Regions from separate parts of the Homo sapiens genome. Here region 1 is linked to region 2. A link is an interaction called in ENCODE POLR2A ChIA-PET data of the cell type or tissue named here. Cell type or tissue: K562. All regions are shown on one strand. Each heading gives the region's core, and the rest is flanking DNA. Links, peaks and the distances in the headings are about the cores only. Region 1 overlaps LOC339166 (a long non-coding RNA gene). Region 2 has its middle 34 kb from the start of NLRP1.

Evidence for each region. ChIA-PET counts read pairs that join two places held together with the same protein. Peaks named below come from ENCODE experiments on the same cell type or tissue, not always from the same donor. Only the 100,000 strongest peaks of a DNase experiment are listed, where the experiment ranks them.
Region 1: POLR2A ChIA-PET joins it to region 2 with 5 read pairs; 2 of 35 experiments call an interaction of 5 or more read pairs at or near these places.

Annotation. Positions count from the first base shown.
Region 1 is chr17:5,880,252-5,889,407 of GRCh38, reverse strand. It overlaps LOC339166 (a long non-coding RNA gene), which reads right to left. Exons shown (of 4, transcript NR_040000.1): 3 at 578-651. Among named protein-coding and RNA genes, the nearest start is that of WSCD1, 190 kb to the left of the region's middle. In K562, for the core only: no CTCF peak of the experiment used is centred there; no DNase peak of the experiment used is centred there.
Region 2 is chr17:5,613,993-5,623,148 of GRCh38, reverse strand. No RefSeq gene overlaps it. Among named protein-coding and RNA genes, the nearest start is that of NLRP1, 34 kb to the right of the region's middle. In K562, for the core only: no CTCF peak of the experiment used is centred there; DNase peaks (open chromatin) are centred at 3,648 and 3,948; H3K4me3 peaks cover 2,296 bases.

The sequences.
Region 1 (9,156 bases), core at 2,774-6,773, 270 kb before region 2:
AATCCTTCGATTCTCTTCCTCTCAAGAGGTGAAGCCCAATTCTCCTCCACAGAGCATGGGCTGGACTTAGTGATTTGTTTCTAATGAATGGAAGAAACTGGAAATGATGGTATGCAGCATCCAAGACCGGGTTGTAAAAAGTTTCCTCCTTGCTCTCTCTGTCTTAGATCACTCAGTCTGGGGGAATCCAGCCGCCTATCATGAGGACACTCAAGCAGCCCTGTGGAGAGGTCCATGTAGTGAGAAACTGAAGCCTCCTGCCAACAGCCAGCAAGGATCTAAGACCTCTTTGCCTATAGTCATGTGAGTGAGTCATCTTGGAAGTGGATCCTCCTGTCTTCAGACGTGCACCTCATAAGAGATCTTGAACCAGAACCACCTGGCTAAGCCGTTCTCAATGTCTGACCCACAGAAACTGTGAGATCAGAAATGCTTGTTGTTTTAAGCTGCTAAGTGTGGGGGCTAATGTATTGCTCAGCATAACTCATACAGAGGCTTTCCTCAAATATTTGATAAGGCCCTGTTTAGTTGTTTTCACAGAAGGAGAAAAAGGAAAGTTGTGAGAAGCTGTGAATACCTGGGCAGAGCTTGTCTGCTTGTGGGTGTTGCTTCAGGGTGATCAGGTAGGGAGATGGCCAAAACACTGAAGACCTACAAAGGGTAGAAAGAGGAGATCTCTCATTCAGTTCACCAAGGGCTTCAGGGTCTAAAGTCTCTCTTGGTTCTAGAAGGCAGATGGGCATCTCCTTCACCTGTATCCCCTCCACTCTAGCTCTACCCTTCCCTGCATTGCCAATGACCACTGCACTGCCAATACACCCTTCTAATTGCAAGAAATGTATTGAAGCCTCCTCTCGGCTGTTAGACTTCCACCCACTGTCTTTGACATCATCAGCTACACTTTTTTTTTTACCTACCATTTTATTGGATCCCTGGAGGAAGATAAGATAATGTCTAGTAATTTAACCACAAGTCCCTCCCTTTAACTCCTAATCTTTGCATCGGAGTCTCACTCTGTCACCCAGGCTAGAGTGCAGTGGTGCTATCTTGGCTTACTGCAATCTCTGCCTCCCAGGTTCAGGCAATTCTCCTGCCACAGCCTCCTGAGTAGCTAGGATTACAGGCATGCACCACCATGCCTGGCTAATTTTTGTATTTTTAGTAGAGACAAGGTTCCACCATGTTGGCCAGGCTGGTCTCGAACTCCTGACCTCCAGTGATCTGCCTGTCTCAGTCTCCTAAAGTGCTGTGATTACAAGGCATGAGCCACCACGCCTGGCCTGCATCACTTTATTTTTAACTCATCTCTTGTATACAACTTATAGTTAATTTGTTTGCTTAACCAAATCTGAGGCTTATTTTAACAACTGAATTTGTCTCATTTGTTTTATATGAGTAATAGACATATTTGGTTTTATTGTATCCTCATTTGTGTTGCTTTAAATCTTTCTTGGTGCTCATTCCCTACATGGGTTATCGTATTTGACTGTATGGTTTCCTTCTTATGGATTAGAAAGTGCATTAAGTCTATTCTAGTCTCCTAATAGTTGTCTTTACAATTTTTTTTTTTAAGATAGAGTTTCGCTCTCTCACCCAGGCTGGAGTACAGTGGTGTGATCTCGCCTCACTGCAACATCCGCCTCCTGGATTCAAGCGATTCTCCTGCCTCAGCCTCCCAAGTAGCTGGGATTACAGGCACCCGCCACCACACCCTGCTAATTTTTGTATTTTTAGTAGAGATGGGGTTTCACTGTGTTGGCCAGGCTGGTCTCGAACTCCTGACCTCGTGATCCGCCTGCCTCCACCTCCCAAAGTGCTGGGATTACAAGCATGAGCCACTGTGCCCAGCCGTCTTTATAATTTTATGAGTGATATTTAATCCCGGTATCTTAGCTGTCTCGGTGTCTTACTGTAAAACAGAGGTCTCCAAACTTTTTCTATAAGGGGCTAGATAGTAACAATTTTAGGCTTTGGAGGCCATATGGTCTCTGTCACAACTGCTCACTTGTGCTATGGTAGTATGAAAACAGTCATAGAAAACACGTAAATGAATGAGGAGGCCTGTGCTCCAATAGAAATTTATTTACAAAAACAGGTGGTTTTAAAAAAGAACAGGTGGCAAGTCAAATCTGGCCCATGAGCCATCATTCGCCTACTTCTGCTCTAAAAGATGAGAAAATCGTCACACATATCTTCATGGTGTTGATATCATGCGAACATCATGCAAGATGCTAACATTGGGGAAGAAGAAGTGAAGGGTGCATGGTGCATTTCTTTGCAACTTCCTGTGAATCTATAATTATTTCAAAACAAAACTTTTTTTAAGTTCAAGGAATTGACACAAGGAGGGAAAACTATTTTAACAAGAGCCACCTTGCCAGGTACGGTGGCTCACGCCTGTAATCCCAGCACTTTGGAAGGCCGAGACCGGCAGATCACCTGAGGTGGGGAGTTTGAGACCAGCCTGACCAACATGGAGAAATCCCGTCTCTACTAAAAATACAAAATTAGCCGGACGTGGTGGCTCATGCCTGCAATCCCAGCATTTTGGGAGGCCGAGGCAAGCAGATCACCTGAGGTCGGGAGTTCGAGACCAACCTGACCAACATGGAGAAATCCCATCTTTACTAAAATACAAAATTAGCCAGACGTGGTAGAACATGCCTGTAATCCCAGCTACTTGGGAGGCTGAGGCAGAAGAGTCGCTTGAACCCGGGAGGCGGAGGTTGCAGTGAGCTGAGATCGCACCATTACACTCCAGCCTGGGCAACAAGAGCAAAACACTATCAAAAAAAAAAAAAAAAAAAAAAAGCCACCTTGAACAAGTGTGGAATTATGGAATTATGCAATGGTTATGGAAGGACAACCTTCCCTGGGGTCCAGTCTGAGGGGCCATCACCATCCTGGCTTTCTAGCGGCAGGAAAAAATAGCTTCTAGGGAGGCTGCAGTTTCCTGGCCCACAGCAAAACTGGTCTGATATGTCTGTAGCTTGCCATAGAGAAGACCTGTTCTCCAGCCATCTGGGAGTGACAGAAATCAGTTGTTTCAAGAGACTGGCTGATCCATATAGCTATAGGGATCAGAGCTTTAGTAAGCCTAAGCCCTAAATAATCCCTTTATTGTTTTTTTTAATTAATTAATTTTTTTTTTTTAAGAGAAACAAGATCTTGCTCTGTCACCCAGGCTGGAGTGCAGTGGCGTGATCATAGCTCACTGCAGCTTCAAACTCCTGGACTCAAGGGATCCTTCTGCCTTGGCTTCCCAAAGTACTGAGATTACAAGTGTGAGCCATCACATCTGTCCCCATTTATTCTATAGATGGGAGACTAGACCCACAGTTACAGAGTGAGTTGGAGGCCATGCTGAGTCTAGAGTCTCGTCTTAAAATTTTCCCAGCCTGGGCTTTGTAACTAGAACAACCATCTTATGCCATCCGAACCCCCTCTGTCAAGAGGCCTCTTTCCTGGAGATCTAGGTGCCTTAGCCTTAGTATGTACGCAGCTTACTTTAACGTTGCCTTGAGAATGCCCAAGAGCTTGGAAGCCGGGCAGGAAGGGCAAAGCAGTGTGGGCCTTGCAGTTCACATTGCAGAGGAAACAGCACCCAGAGGCTAAGGAGCTGGAGGTATGCAGTGGCTCTGTTCAAGCCGTGGGCCCCCCATCATAATGTTCCCCGGTTCTCAACATTGTTTGGGAGCTTTCTCTTCTATGATAGGCATCTCATGATTGAACCAAGAAATACTTACTGAGCACCCACTCCAGAGCATACACTGGGCCATGCAGGGAGGGATCAGGCAGTTTGCACAAGACAGAAAGGTCCCTGCCTCTGTGGAGCTTACAGTCCAGTGGAGTATTGGTCCCTCATGGAGCCCACCCAAAGGATACAGGACAAGCATCTTTTCTCTGCCACTGTCCAGCAAGTGAAGATGCAGAGGGAACCCTTTGGCACCAAGCGGGCCCATGACTCTGAGGGCACAGTCCCATGTCTCCCTGAAGGACCTCCCAGGATGGACGGGCCAGTGGCTGGGATAAGAGAGCAAAAGCTCATGCTGGAGAAACACCCACCCGCCTGAGGTCAATCCTTGCAGGACATACTGTCCCGCAGTACTGCTGGACCCATTCCCTGGCGTCCTTACCACCTAGCGCAGCACTCAATAGTTACTTCTTAAATAAAAGGATGAATGAGGAGATTAAGTTAACTTCCTTCAGCTTCAGTTTCTTCTTTTGCAAAATGAAGAGTGTTATAGAGATCAAATGAGGAAGCCGGCTAGGAAGCTAGGAAAGATTTTTGCAGAGCTTTGTGTGTTCTGAAACACAAAGAAGTGAAACAGAATCCAGATTCCAAAGGGCTTCAAGAGGTGAGATGAAAGGCTGCTCCCAGCAAGGAGAAACACACATGGGAAATGCAAATTCCCATGCTGGGGCCTGAAACTCAGCCGCACAAGAATAGGCAGCTACCAGGCCAGGCATGGTGGCTCACACCTGTAATCCCAGCACTTTGGGAGGCCAAAGGGGGTGGATCATGAGGTCAGGAGTTCAAGACCAGCCTGGCCAACATGGTGAAACCCCGTCTCTAATAAAAATATAAAAATTAGCCGGGTGTGGTGGCGGGCACCTGTGTTCCCAGCTACTCAGGAGGCTGAGGCAGGAGAATCACTTGAACCTGGGAAGCGGAAGTTGCAGTAAGCCAAGATCACGCCACTGCACTCCAGCCTGGGTGACAGAGCGAGACTGCATCTCAAAAAAAAAAAAAAAAAAAAAAAAAAAAAGGCAACTAGCAGAACAAGGCTGAGAAGAAGCCTTGGGCGGGGTGGGGTGGGGTTGCAGGTGCGTGCAAAGAATTTTCAGATTATGTTTGCCCAAAGACTTAATGGAATCTTAATAACATTGATGGTGATGGTGATAACTAACCCCTCTTGAATGCTTGCTCTGTGCTAGATGCTGAGCCACGAACTTCACATGCACATCTTGTTTCATCATCTCAGAACCCTGATTCATTCATTCACTCGCTCATTCAATAAATATTTATTAAGAGCCCACATCCTTTACGAAGCATGGTTATAAAGACTATGAAGAAACGTGAACATTTGGACATGACGTTAAATGGAGAAGGAAAGCAATATTCAAAGTCACAACTGAACACTGCAAAACACATGGGGAGGGGTGAGCAGTAAACAAAGGAGACAAAGGCTCTTCCCTACTGGAGCTTATATTCTAGTCACAGCAGGCAGACGAAAAACAAAATGAATGAGTAACATGTAAAGTGGTGTTAAGTGTGGGTTGGAGGATACAGGGGCGGGCATAGCCCTCTGAAATATGATAGAGAGGAAAGACCTCTCTGCGAGGGTGACATTTGAGCAATGCCTAAAGAAGAGTGAGGGGGTGAGGGCAGAGAGTTCTAGGCAGAAGGAACAGCAAGGGCAAAAGCCCTGAGGCAGGCTTGTGTCAGGCATGATGACAGAGGAGCAAGGAGGCAGGATGCCTGGAGAGAAGTGCCAGAGGCAGAAGCAGGAGGAGATGGAGGCGGGTTGGGGGAGGGGGGGTTCTTTGAAGTTATCACAAGAACTTTGGCTTCTATTCTGAATAAGGTTAAGAAACCAAGGAGGAGGGGCCGGGCGTGGTGGCTCACCTCTGTAATCCCAGCACTTTGGAAGGCTGAGGTGGGTGGATCACCTGAGGTCAGGAGTTCGAGACCAGCCTGGCCAACATGGTGAAACCCCATCTCTACTAAAAATACAAAAAATTAGCCAGGCACGGTGGTGCGTGCCTGTAATCCCAGCTACTCGGGAGGCTGAGGCAGGAGAATCCCTTGAACTCGGGAGGTGGAGGTTGCAGTGAGCTGAGATCGCCCCATTACACTCCAGCCTGGGCAACAAGAGCAAAACTCCATCTCAAAAAAAGGGAAGGGAAGGCGGGGAGGGGACGGGAGGGGAGGGGAGGATGGGAAGGGAGAGGAAGGGAAGGGAAGGGAAGGGAAGGGAAGGCAGGGGAGGGGAGGGGAGGGGAGGGCCAGTGAGGAGTGATGGGATTTTACTTAGATTTTAACCTGAGGCTCACTCCATCTGCTGTGTTGGGAAGAAACCAAAGAATGACCTGGACGGATGCAGAAAGTCCATTTAGAGACTCTTCACTCATCCAGGAAAGAGGTCATCCTGGTTCAGAGTGGGGTGGTGGCAGTGGGGTGATGGAAATTGGTCAGAATCTGGATCTATCAGCCACAGGACTTGCTGATGAGTTGGGGTGTAGGGCGAGAAACAGGGGTGGAAGCTGGTGCTCAGGCTTTCCTGTGAGCCACTGCAAGGACAGACTTCCATCCTTCAAGGTAGGGAAGGCAGCAGGAAGAACAGGATAGGGGAGAACATCTGGGGCTCAGGCTTGGATGTCCTACATTCAAGTTGCCTATTGGATGGTCAGTGAAGATGTCAGGGGGACACATGGAGTTCAGAGAACTGGGCTGGAGTCGCCAGCATGCAAGATGATTTAAAGTCATGTGACTGAGTGAGGATCATTACCAGAAAGGGAAAGGTCCTTGCCACCCAGTGAGGTCCCTAAGGGAGGAAGTAACAAAGATAAGAGGCCCAAGGACCGAGTCCTGAGGCAGGAAATGTTTAGAGACATAACAATATAGACGATACAGCAGGTTAAAATGGCCCCCAAAGATATACATTCTACTTTTTGGAACCTGTAAATGTTACCTGATTTGGAAAAGGAGGTTTTGCAAACGTGATTCGATTAATGACTTTGAGAAGGATCCTGGGTTATCTGGTTGGGTCCTAAATCCAGTGACAAGTGTCCTTATAAGACGGGGGCAGAGGGAGATTCAATGAACACCAAGGAGAAGGCTGTGTGGCCACGGAGGAAGGCTGGAAGGATACAAGCCAGGGAGTGCCGGCAGCCACCAAAAGCTAGAAGAGGCAAGGAATGGATTCTCCACTAGAGCTTCTGGTGGGAGGGCAGCCTGCCAACACTTTGATTTTGGCCCAGTGATACTGTTTCAGACTTCTGGCCTCGGGAACTATGAGAGAATAAATTTCTGTGAAATCACCAAATTCATGGTAATTTGTTTCAGCAGCCCTAAGAAACTAACACAAAGGCCATTGGTGAACATGATAAGAGCAGGTATTAAGTAAGTTCTCTCCACATTTTACAGAAGAGGAAAGCAAGTCTCACTAAATTCCCCAAGGTCACAAAGCAGGTAAGCGGAAGGATGGGGGTTCCACCTAGACCTTCCAGGTTCTATGAGTAAGCCCACTCTTACCCATTACCTTTTGCTGTCTCCATCAGTAGACACCCAGGACCCAGCCTCAGTGAGCTGACCCTCCCTGTTCATCCAGCACTGCCCAGCCCACCCTGGGAGCATCCTGCCGTAGCTCAGCCCAGGCACTGGCTGCTGGCCACCGAGCTGTGAGAAAGGTCCTTTCCTACCGTGGACGTCTAGTAGCCCTCCTAGAAAGCAACGGGCAATATGTAGCAACTGTAGATATTCACACCTTCTGACCCCAGGATGCATCTCATTGACCTCTTTCTCAAAGAAGCCACACCCAAAAATGTCATCACAGCATCGGCTATAATAGCATAAAAGTAGAAACAATCTCAGTGCTGAACAGTATAAGCTTAAACAAATTATCATAAATGCATTGATAGATTGAAGAGTAAAAGTAAACACTATGAGGGAACACGGAAAACAATTTTGACACGACATTTACTGCAGAAAGGGGTAAAAAGTATTCAAATTTACAGTTCAAAACTGTAAAAAACATATGGAGAAAAAGACAGAAAAGAATGTACCAAAATATGCATAGTAAGTGGGTTAAAAATGGAAATTTTGACAACTTTTTCCCCGAGTAACTAATTTTTCTATAATTATATTAGCTTTATGATTGATTTTTATATATATAAGAAGGGACACTTTTAGCTTTATAACTTCTTTATAAGAACCAAACCAGGCCGGGCACGGTGGCTCACGCCTGTAATCCCAGCACTTTGGGAGGTCGAGGCAGGCAGATCACTTGAGGTCGGGAGTTCGAGACCAGCCTGACCAACATGGAGAAACCCTGTCTCTACTAAAAATACAAAATTAGCCGGGCATAGTGGTGCATGCCTGTAATCCCAGCTACTTGGGAGGCTGAGGCAGGAGAATTGCTTGAACCCGGGAGGCGAAGGTTGTGGTGAGCTGAGATCACACCATTGCACTCCAACCTGGGCAACAAGAGCGAGATTCCATCTCAAAAAAAAAAAAAAAAAAAAAAGAAGAAGAACTAAATCAGAATGATAAAGACTCATGACTACATGCCATAAATGATTCAGGATCTGGGAGTACTAATTCTGGAGAGGAGCAGACTAAGGGGGTCTTGATTACCATTCTTCAGCACTTGACTGTCATTTGCAGGAAAAATTAGCCTTACTCCGTGTACTACCAGGGAGCAGAAAGAAGACGGATAGGGAAATGTCTCTCTCTTTGTTCAGCATAAGGAAAGACTACAAGAGTAATACTTTCCAATACCTAATAGCCTGGGCTGCCTGGAAGGTGGGGAGCGCCCCTTCACTGGAGGTATTCAAGCCGAGGTCAGAGCTGCAGTTCTCTGATAACAAGGAGGTTGGAAGAAGGCGGAAGAAACCCAAAAGGAAGCAGAAATAGCATGAAAGGGATGATTGGGAACGGGTCAGAAGCCCTCATGGGGCCGAGGCCTTTCCTGCAGTTTTCTATAGCTGGGGCCACTCCTCATCCCTGATGGGTTTCATAAAGGAGACTATATATGGGGAAATTCCCCAAGCTGTAGTGAATGTCATAGAACACAGGAGCCAGAAGACTCTAGAGATCATGTAGGCTGCATCCCCATCACCTCTGAAGACACGGAGATTCAGACAGGCCCAGTATGTGCTGGGGATGCACAGCAGGTCTGTTTAGAGCTGTTTAGAGCGGGGCAAAGGTGTGCTGCCTCCCAGGCCACTCTGCCCTTTGCTAAAGAGCCTGCCAGGGTGGCCAGACTCCCACTCCGGCCCTGCACCACAGTACATGTCTGTTTACCTCCAGAAACAAGAAGAAACTCACAAAGGTTGTGATCCCACCTGGGAAACAAGAACAGAAGCATCAGGGGTCAGAATATAAAGATGAAAGCGATTCCAGTCTGACTTTCTCACTTGGTTCCCTGTATC
Region 2 (9,156 bases), core at 2,022-6,021:
CTGTTTCTGTTTTTCTTGTCATTGCACTTTCAGCACCAAGTATGGTGGCTGCATCACGATAGGCATTTAGTAAACATCTGTTGTATGAATGAATAGATGGGTAGATGGACAGATAGGAGGGCAGATGGATAAATAGGTAGGTGAGTAGATGAATAGATAGATGAGTGGCAGGTGTGTAGATGCATCAGTAGGTGGGTGCATGGATATACAGAGGTGGAAGATAGATGGGTAAAGGGCAGACACATGGGTATGTGGGTGTATGGACAGGTGGATGTGTGGAAGTATGGATAATGCAAGGGTGGATAGGTGGGTGAAGAGTGGATATTTGGATATGTGAGTGGATGGATGGGTGCGTGGGTGGATGGTTGGGTAGGTGGGTGGATGGTTGAGTGGAGAGAAGAAAGTGGATGAAGGTGACATGATAGCTCCCACATGTGAGTGTTAGAAGGATATCTCACTCACTGGACAAGCTCTGGGGGGGAGGTTTCTTTAGAATCTGTTCTCTGTCAGTGCTTGGTGCCCAGGAAATGGATGCTTTCTCTCATTTTTGCCCCACCTAACCTTTTCCCACCACCTGAAGGAGACACTTGTTCTTGTGGAGACTGAGGATGCTGACACTGGTTTAGCAGGAGTGTGGTCTCTGCTCGAGCTATTGAGGGGAGTCAGTAGTCACCTCCTCCAACAGTAAGCCATTTTGATCAGAGATATGGGTTCCAACCCATGGGAATCCCTTTTTCCTCTTGCTTCTTGCTTTACATACGCACAAAGAGACTAAGTTGGTTTCTTCTTCCTCCATAGATCCAAGAAGTGAATTTGGGGAATGTGACGGTCAGTTTCATGTGCCAATTTGGCTAGGGCACAGCCCCCAGTTATTCCATCAACACTAATCTAGATGTTGCTATGAGGGTATTTTGTAGATATACTTAACGTTTATAATCAGTTGACTTTAAGTAAAGTACAGTATCCTGGATACTCTGGGAGGAACTGATTCAATCAGGCAAAAGCCGTAAGAGCAGAACTGATGCTTCCCTGAAGAAGAAGAAATTCTACCTGTGGACAGAAGCTTCTGTTCTGCCTGAGAGTTCCAGCTACCCTTCCTGATGGCCAGCCTAGCCCCCATCCCCCAAAATGCATAAACCAATTCCATAGAAGCACACATATGCACATACATATACATATGACATATGTATCTACATATACATATACATATACACATGCACATCTGTATGCCTGTGAATCCTGACGTTTTGTCTCTCTGTTGGAATCTGACTGATACAGGGGAGGAAGAGGAGAGGCAGCCGCTGGGTCCTAGAATAGATGCTAGAAGCAGAACCAGTTGTGTGGTAGCTTCCTCAGATGAGGTTGTGGGAAACCTTGACATAGAAGCAGTGAACACCCTCTTCTTTTATGATATGAGAATACCCATAATGTGGGTGACTAGCCCCATCCCATCAGTCCCCACATATGGCCTGAGGTGTTGTGCAGATGCCAGGGTTCACTCTCAGAGGCTCAGGACTCCTTAGCATGACTTGTTCTACAGAGTCAAAAAACACCAATGGCCTTTGCACCATGGCAGGGCTGGACCTTCCCTCTAGAACACTCCGAGCCTTCCTGACCCTTAGTTTCTCCTCTCCCAGCCAGCGGGGGACTGAAGTTCAAACTCACTTGTAATTTTGGGTCACCAGTCTTCATGACAGTCAACTCTTCCCCCAGACTGTGCCCTTTCTGGCAGAAACCTTATCTTCTCTATTCTCAGCAGAGCAAGACCAGAGCTGAGCACCAAGCATGGTCTGGAAACCCCGGCTGGCGTAGCAAGTTCAGCCCTGGTTTTGCAGAAGATGTCCTGTGGTTACTGCCTTGGGGCTGCTCGCAATCAGTGGATGAGACAGATGATAAACACAGGAGGACTATGCCATGTGGTCAGGGAGATGCCAGGGGAAGCTCCAGGGTCGAGGGAGCCCAGGAAAAGGGGAAATGCTGACTTCCTAGAATAGTTAGAGGCAGCTCCTCAGGCTTAAGCTGGGTCTTGAAGGATGAGTAAGACTGTATCTAGGGATTTTTTTTATTGTTTTGAGAACTTATTCTGGACCTCACATTTGTCTAAGTTCTTTACAAGAACTATCTCATTTGCTCTTCACGACCACCCTAATAGGGAGCTTCTGTTATATCTTTTCCACCAGTGAAGAAACTGAGATGCAGAGGGAGAAGTTAAATAATTTGCCCTGAATCACATAGCAGCTGAATAATGGTACCAGGATTAGAACCGAGGTAGCCCGGTTTTGTTTGTCATTTGTTGTTTGTGTGTATGTTTTGAGACAGGGTCTTGCTCTGTCACCCAGGCTGGGGTGCAGTTGTATGATTATGGCTCACTGCAGCCTCCACCTTCCAGACTCAGATGATTCTCCCATCTCAGCCTCCTGAGTAGCTGGAGCTACAGGTGCACACCACCACACCCAGCTAATTTTTGTATTTTTTGTAGAGACAGTGTTTTACTACATTGCCCAGTCTGGTCTCAAACTCCTGGCCTCAAATGATCTGCCCACCTCAACCCCCCAAGTGTTGGGGTTATAGGTGTGAGCCACCGTGCCCTGCCTGGTCCAGTTTTAAGATCTTCTTCTTCACCAGCACCCTACACCACCTAGACAGGAGAAGTGGTACCCCATGTAAAGAGGACACGATTGCATCAGCACCATGTGAACCCATAGTGAAGCTAGACTCAAAGTCTGCCCTTTCCCAAAACTAGATTTTGAAAATATGACTGATGCACTTGCTTCTACTAAAGCCAGGAACATGAAATTATAATAAATTCTGGTCTGGGTAAAAATAAAATATTTAAACTTAAAATAACGTTGTGAGTGTTGATACGTCTACTTTTCTGTTTTGCAATACTTAAATTAACCCTTTAAAAATACATAAAAACACATTTGTTAGGATGCACCTTTTCCCCTTGCCTCAGGCTCCAAATAACACTGCACAGCACTGTCAGAGCCTGTCTTTACGTGAAATTCTGATATTACGTTAGTTGTGGGTTTTTGGCACTCATTTTGATTTTTTTAAATATTGATTTAAAATTTTGGTTATAAGTTTTTGACACCTATAGTAACGGCCTCCTTTGTTTGCCCCAGACCTGAGGCAAAGAGCTATGACAGCCCCCTGCACTAGCTGGAGTCAGGGGTGGACGTGGGAAAATCACATGAAAGGGCCCTGATGAGGAGACTGTGGGCCAGGGCACAGGAGACTTTCTAGGCCATGATGAGGAGCTTAGATTTATCCTGTGGGCAATGGGGAGCCACTGAAGTATTTTAATGAAGAAAGGGGCAGGGTCAGACTTGTGTCTTAGAAAGATCACCGTACCCTGCCTGCTGGACCATCAAGAAGGCTGATGCACGGGTCGGATGAGAAAGGACAAGGCCTAATCTAGGGCAGGGGCCGTGCAGATGAAGTTCGGGGTCATGGGGTGGGTGGCATCGTCAGAGCCCCCAGGCTGAGCAGCAGGAAGTTGAGTCTGGGAAGACTCTGGAAACCACCCTGAAAATGTTCGGTTCTGTGTCCCCACTTAAATTTCACCTTGAATTGTAATAATACCTACGTGTCAAGGGCAGGACCAGGTGGAGATAATTGAGTCACGGGGGTTGGTTTTCCCCATACCGTCACATGTCTCGCGATAGTGAGTGAGTTCCCACGAGATCTGATGGTTTTATAAGGGGCTTCCCCGTTACTCAGCACTTCTTCTCTCCTGCCGCCATTTGAAGGACGTGTCTGCTTCCACTCCTGCCGTGATTGTCAGCTTCCTGAGGTCTCCTCAGCCATGCTGAACTGTGAGTCAATTAAACCTCCTTCCTTTATAAATTACCCAGTATCGGGCAGTTCTTTATAGCAGTGTGAGAACAGACTAATAAGCACCTGGAGTCTGGGAGCGTGCCCTGCGGCTGCCATCATGGCGAGCGTCATCAGGGAGAGGGGCCAGGAAGGCAGGTGACTTCACCCACACAGAAAAAAAAAAAAATGCTGCTTCTGCAGCCCTTCTTCCCTGTTACCTAGAGTGGGTTTCAGCGAGAAGACTCTGACAAGACAACACCTGAAATCGAACGTGTAGTCTTCTAAATTGTGTGGGACCCTCAAAGGAGGGTTGGTCACGAACCAGAGGGCATAAGAGACAAGTAAACAGTAGACCCTTCATTTTTTATTTCCCGTCCCTGGCGTCCAGCGACACACTTTTCATTCCCAAGGACTTCCAGGGACCCAAAGTCCTCCCCTGGCTTGCTTTTGTGAAGCCCATGATCTTGCATGGAAACCTAAAAAAAAAAAAAAACTTAAAAACAAATGTTCATAGCATCTTTATTTATTATAGGCAAAAACTGGAGACAACCCAAATGTCCATCAACAGGTGAATGGATAAACAAATTGTGGTATATTTATACAATGGAACATGACTCAGCAACAAAATAGTGCAAACACCACATGCACAGTGTATGCACACCATGAATGAATCTCAAAAGCATTATGCTGAGGGAAAGAACTAGATGCAAAAGATATATACTGTATGACCTCATTTATGAATTCAAGGACAGACAAAACTAATCTATGGTGATAGATTTCAGAGCATGGTTACCCCGGGGATGATGGGAGAGGGTGAGACAAAATACTGGCTGAAAGGAGTACGAGGGAGTATCCTGAAGTGATGGAAATATTCCATATATTAATTTGACTGGTAGTCACGCTGGTATATACATATTAAAAATTCATCGACCTGTACACTTAAGATTTGTGCATTTTACTATATATAAATTATGCTTCGATTTAAAAATATATAAAAACAAATAATTTGTAAAAGAGGAAGTGATTGATGTGTGTATATGTGTATAAATCTATGTAATGATGATAAAATGCAAGTTTCGGCTGTAACCTATTGCCATAGATCAACACTGTCCAATAGAATTTTCTTTGGTGATGTAAACTTCTGTATCTGCACTGTCCAATATAGTAGAAACTAGCCACATGCAGCTATTGAATACTTGAAATAGCACGTGAGTGGCTAATGCAACTGAGGAACTAAATTTGTTGCTTCATTTTAATTAATTTAAATTTACATTTAAATAGGCACAAGTGGCTAATGGCTACCATTTGGGACATTACAGCATAGATTTAGTAAGATGCCAAACCAAGATGTTTAAATTTTCCACTTTGAGCCAAGCGTGAGGACCTTCAGCAGGACCACTTAGGAAGTCTGATATGTTCAGGGACAGGGTGAATGCTTTAGAGACAGGAGTTTTTTTGGAAGTTCTGTTCCCTATCATCCTGTTTCTTCTGCAACCAATGTCCCATTTACCTTACTTTGTCTCTTGATTAATTCAGATTCTCCTCAAATGTTCGGGGATCCATGGCCATTCATTCATGTTTATAAATGAACTGTTCTGACCAGGAGCTCTCTATCCAAGGGCAGGACTGGCCACTGGTGGCTTCATGCCACATGAATGATCAGAAAGTCAAAATCACACAAAACTTTCCCCCCTCAAATGCCAGAAGGCAGAGGACGTTACTCTCAGACCCCAACTCACGCTCACTGCCCAAATTCTTCCCGGACATTTATGGAATTTCTTAAGAAATAATCATTCTGTTTTGTCCTAGGGGTAAATTCTGGACTGTCATCTAGTCTGCATTTTGGGAAAGAGAGTGAGGGTTGTGACGGTCAACTGTTTTTGTACACATCTTCGATTATTCTTCCTGTTTTCAGCCTCATTCTCTCGTTCTAGGCCATCCTAAAGTACCTGTCATCTCTACGTCTGTGGCATTCTCTGGGCTCCACTAGGCATGTCCCCTTTGCATGTATTCCAAGCTGGGAGTTTCTCCACTCTGCTTTCCAACCAGCATTTCTTCATATACTTCCTCCCTTCTGGAAATCTGTTAAAATGCCTCATTCACTGCCCCTCCCCATTGTCTACCTTGTTAGAGGACTATACTATTGTATCCTTTACTGTCATTTTAGTGGAAGGAGGGAATATAATGTGCTCAGTGCAGCATCTTGAATAGGAAGTCCTCCAGGAATATCTTTAAACTCTCATGGACATAGACAGGTCTCCAATCTCTGCTACCTCTTGAAGAAAATTCCCAAGGTCTCCTCATTATCATATGACCTTGAATTGCATTCCTCCTCTGGGGTGGGGTGAAGGGAATAGGATCTGTAAGACCAGGGTGGAGCAGAAGGGATGAGCAGCACAGCTCAGTATTAGAAAGGATGGAAACTTCCACTTCCACCCAAGATGAACTAGTAAAAGGACGCCTAAGGACCCAGGCCCCAAAACCACTTTAGGGAATAGGCAGTGGTAAGGGGGCCTGAACTCACCCTTGGTTAGATCCCTGAGCAACCTTCCCAAAGGGCTTAGGGAGGGAATAATGTCCTGAGCTCCCAGGAAGCTAGGCACCATGACAGTGAGGTGAAGAATTACAACCGCAAGTAGTGGGAGCCATCCCATGCCCCTGGTAGGCTGAGCACCTCCAGGTTAACTGCTAAGGGAGGGAGCAGACTGGCAAAGGCCCAGGAGCTGGCACTTGCCCGTGCTGAGTGGGAATCTATTTCAGAAGGCGGAACACTGCTTGAAGAACACAACAGCATCTAATGGTGGCTATGTTTGAAAGTAAAGAGCTTGTCATTTTTGACACACAGAAAAAGGTGGCTGTGCAGCTGGAATATGATTAATTCCCCTTCAAGGTATGTCTGTACTGATCAAAAGACAACCAGATAGAGAATTGAAGAAAACAACAAAAAGAGTTTGAGGATGGTCCACTTAGAGGAAAGGCCTCTGTTGTCCTTTAATATGCACACTCACTGACCTCCTCTTTCAATATTACAGAGTTGCACATGTGTAGAATTAATCATTTATTGTTTGAATATACAGGTTGAACTCCAGTGCATTCCACAGTCCTTGGGTGGACCTGGAGATGAAGTAGTCCATCATCAAGCAAGGAGGTTGTCAGGTTTTAAAAGCCTTGTACTACGCAGGGGTCATATTCAGAATAGTTAACTAGTGTAGGCATAGGCACTGACCAGTCAGAATCAACATTGAACTTAATAACCCATCCAGTCAAACCAATACTGACAGTCAGCCTGCATACATGCACACACAGCCTCTGCAAAGTGGAATGAGCTCTGCTGAGCTGCACTACCTGGCTGCTTGGCCGAGCCTGGAACCTTCAGCCTGTGTTGTACCTTCAGCTCGTGTTGTTTGCTACTTTACTCTGGATATCTGTATTGGAGGAGCCTCTGGGAAAATTCCCTTTGGAGCCTGGGCTCCCCTTACATCTGCCACTTTCTCCCTTAGTCACATAACTATCCTCAAATTAGCAAGATGCCTGTATGCCTTAAATTAAGAGCAGACTGGTGCAGCATCAGGATGCACCAGTCTAAATTTAGACCCAGTGTTCTGTGGAAATGAAAGAGCATGTTTGGGTTTTAATAATAGAATTTTAAAAGACTGGTAGATCACTTGTGCGTGGGTCACCCAGCTCCTGAACACCTGGGTATTCTCAGTAACAGCTATAACTATACAGTCTGATACATCAGGAGTTGCATTAAGAAACTCGTAACAGAAAATGGCAATAATTTTTTTTCTCTCTTATATACAAGAAGCCCTGGGATAAACAGAAGAAAATATTCTGTAGTAAATAGAAGCCAGGATCTTCCATCTTTATGTTCTATCACCCTTAGAACACGGCTTTCATCCTCAAGGTCACTTCCTGATGACTTTTGGGGCTCCAGTCATTATGTCTGTGTTCTAGGCAGAAAGCTAACAGGAGAGAAAAGGCCGGGCGCGGTGGCTCACACCTATAATCCCAACACTTTGGGAGGCCGAGGTGGGCGGATCACAAGGTCAGGAGGTTGAGACCATCCTGGCTAACATGGTGAAACCCTGTCTCTACTAAAAATACAAAAAATTAGACGGGCATGGCGGCGGGTGCCTGTAGTCCCAGCTACTTGGGAGGCTGAGGCAGGAGAATTGCTTCAACCCGGGAGGCAGAGCTTGCAGTGAGCAGAGATCATGCTACTGCAATCCAGCCTGGGTGACAGAGTGAGACTCTGTCTCAAAAAATAGAATAAAATAATTAAAATCAAAATTTAAAAAAAAAAACAGGAGAGAAAAGAGGGGGCAGAAGTCACATACCATTGCCTGCCCTTTGTTAAAGCACTTTCTCAGAAGCTCTACCCAACCACTTCTGCTCCCAACCTGTTGGTCACCTCTAGCTGAAGAGAGGCTGGAACACTTGGTCCTTTAGTTAGACCCATTGCCACACGAAATAGAATTGGGGCTCTGTTATGAAGAACAAAGAAGAGAATGGATATTAGGGAGGCAACTAGCATTCCTGGCTTCAGCCTGTATAAGAAAGTCCCATGAGTCTCTGTCTCTCTCTCTCTGGGGCCATATGAAGAGATAGGAGATGCCCCCCAAAACCTGCCACTGCTGTTGCACCAGCTGAGGCCTCCTGCAAGAATCAGGAGCAACCCTCCCCTGAGCAGACAAGGTTGACCCAGTTGCTCAGGGGCTCACAGGCAGCCAGACTGGAGCCTACCCTGCAGGGGCAGTGGGAAGCTGTAAGCCTTTCAGCCCGGACCTTCCCTTCTCCTCCTCACTGGGTTGCAGGATGTGGCACCAAAGCTTGGAAATCTGAACTGTCCATGAAGGGGTCACCCATACAAGAAAAGAAATTACTGTTCTCAGCACCACTTTCAAAAAAGGAAAATTAGCCTAGAGTCACACTGAGAAGACCTTAGAGAGACCACATCAACCCAAGGGTGGGCGTGGAGGGTCAGTACTAGAAGTCCAGAAAAACAGAGAGCAGGGCTGGGAGTGGTGGTCACCACTTTCCATCCCAGCTCCTTCTCTCGGGATTTCACAAGTCCAGGGAATGAGGGTGATCCAACTGTATGGGTAGCAGCACTGGAAACTCCCCTGCGGAAGCTGGAGAGACGGTGAGGAAGGGGTGGCTTCTGACCTCAAAGAAATTACATCCCAAGGAACTCACGTTGAAACCCAAATCAGAACGTAAGGAACGAGGTTCAGATGCTGACCCTGGGGGAGATGGACTGAGGAGGGAGGTGTCCTTCCAGTTTGGGGACTCAGAGAAGCCTGAGGGGGGCTAAGCTATTTTTCAAGCATAAGG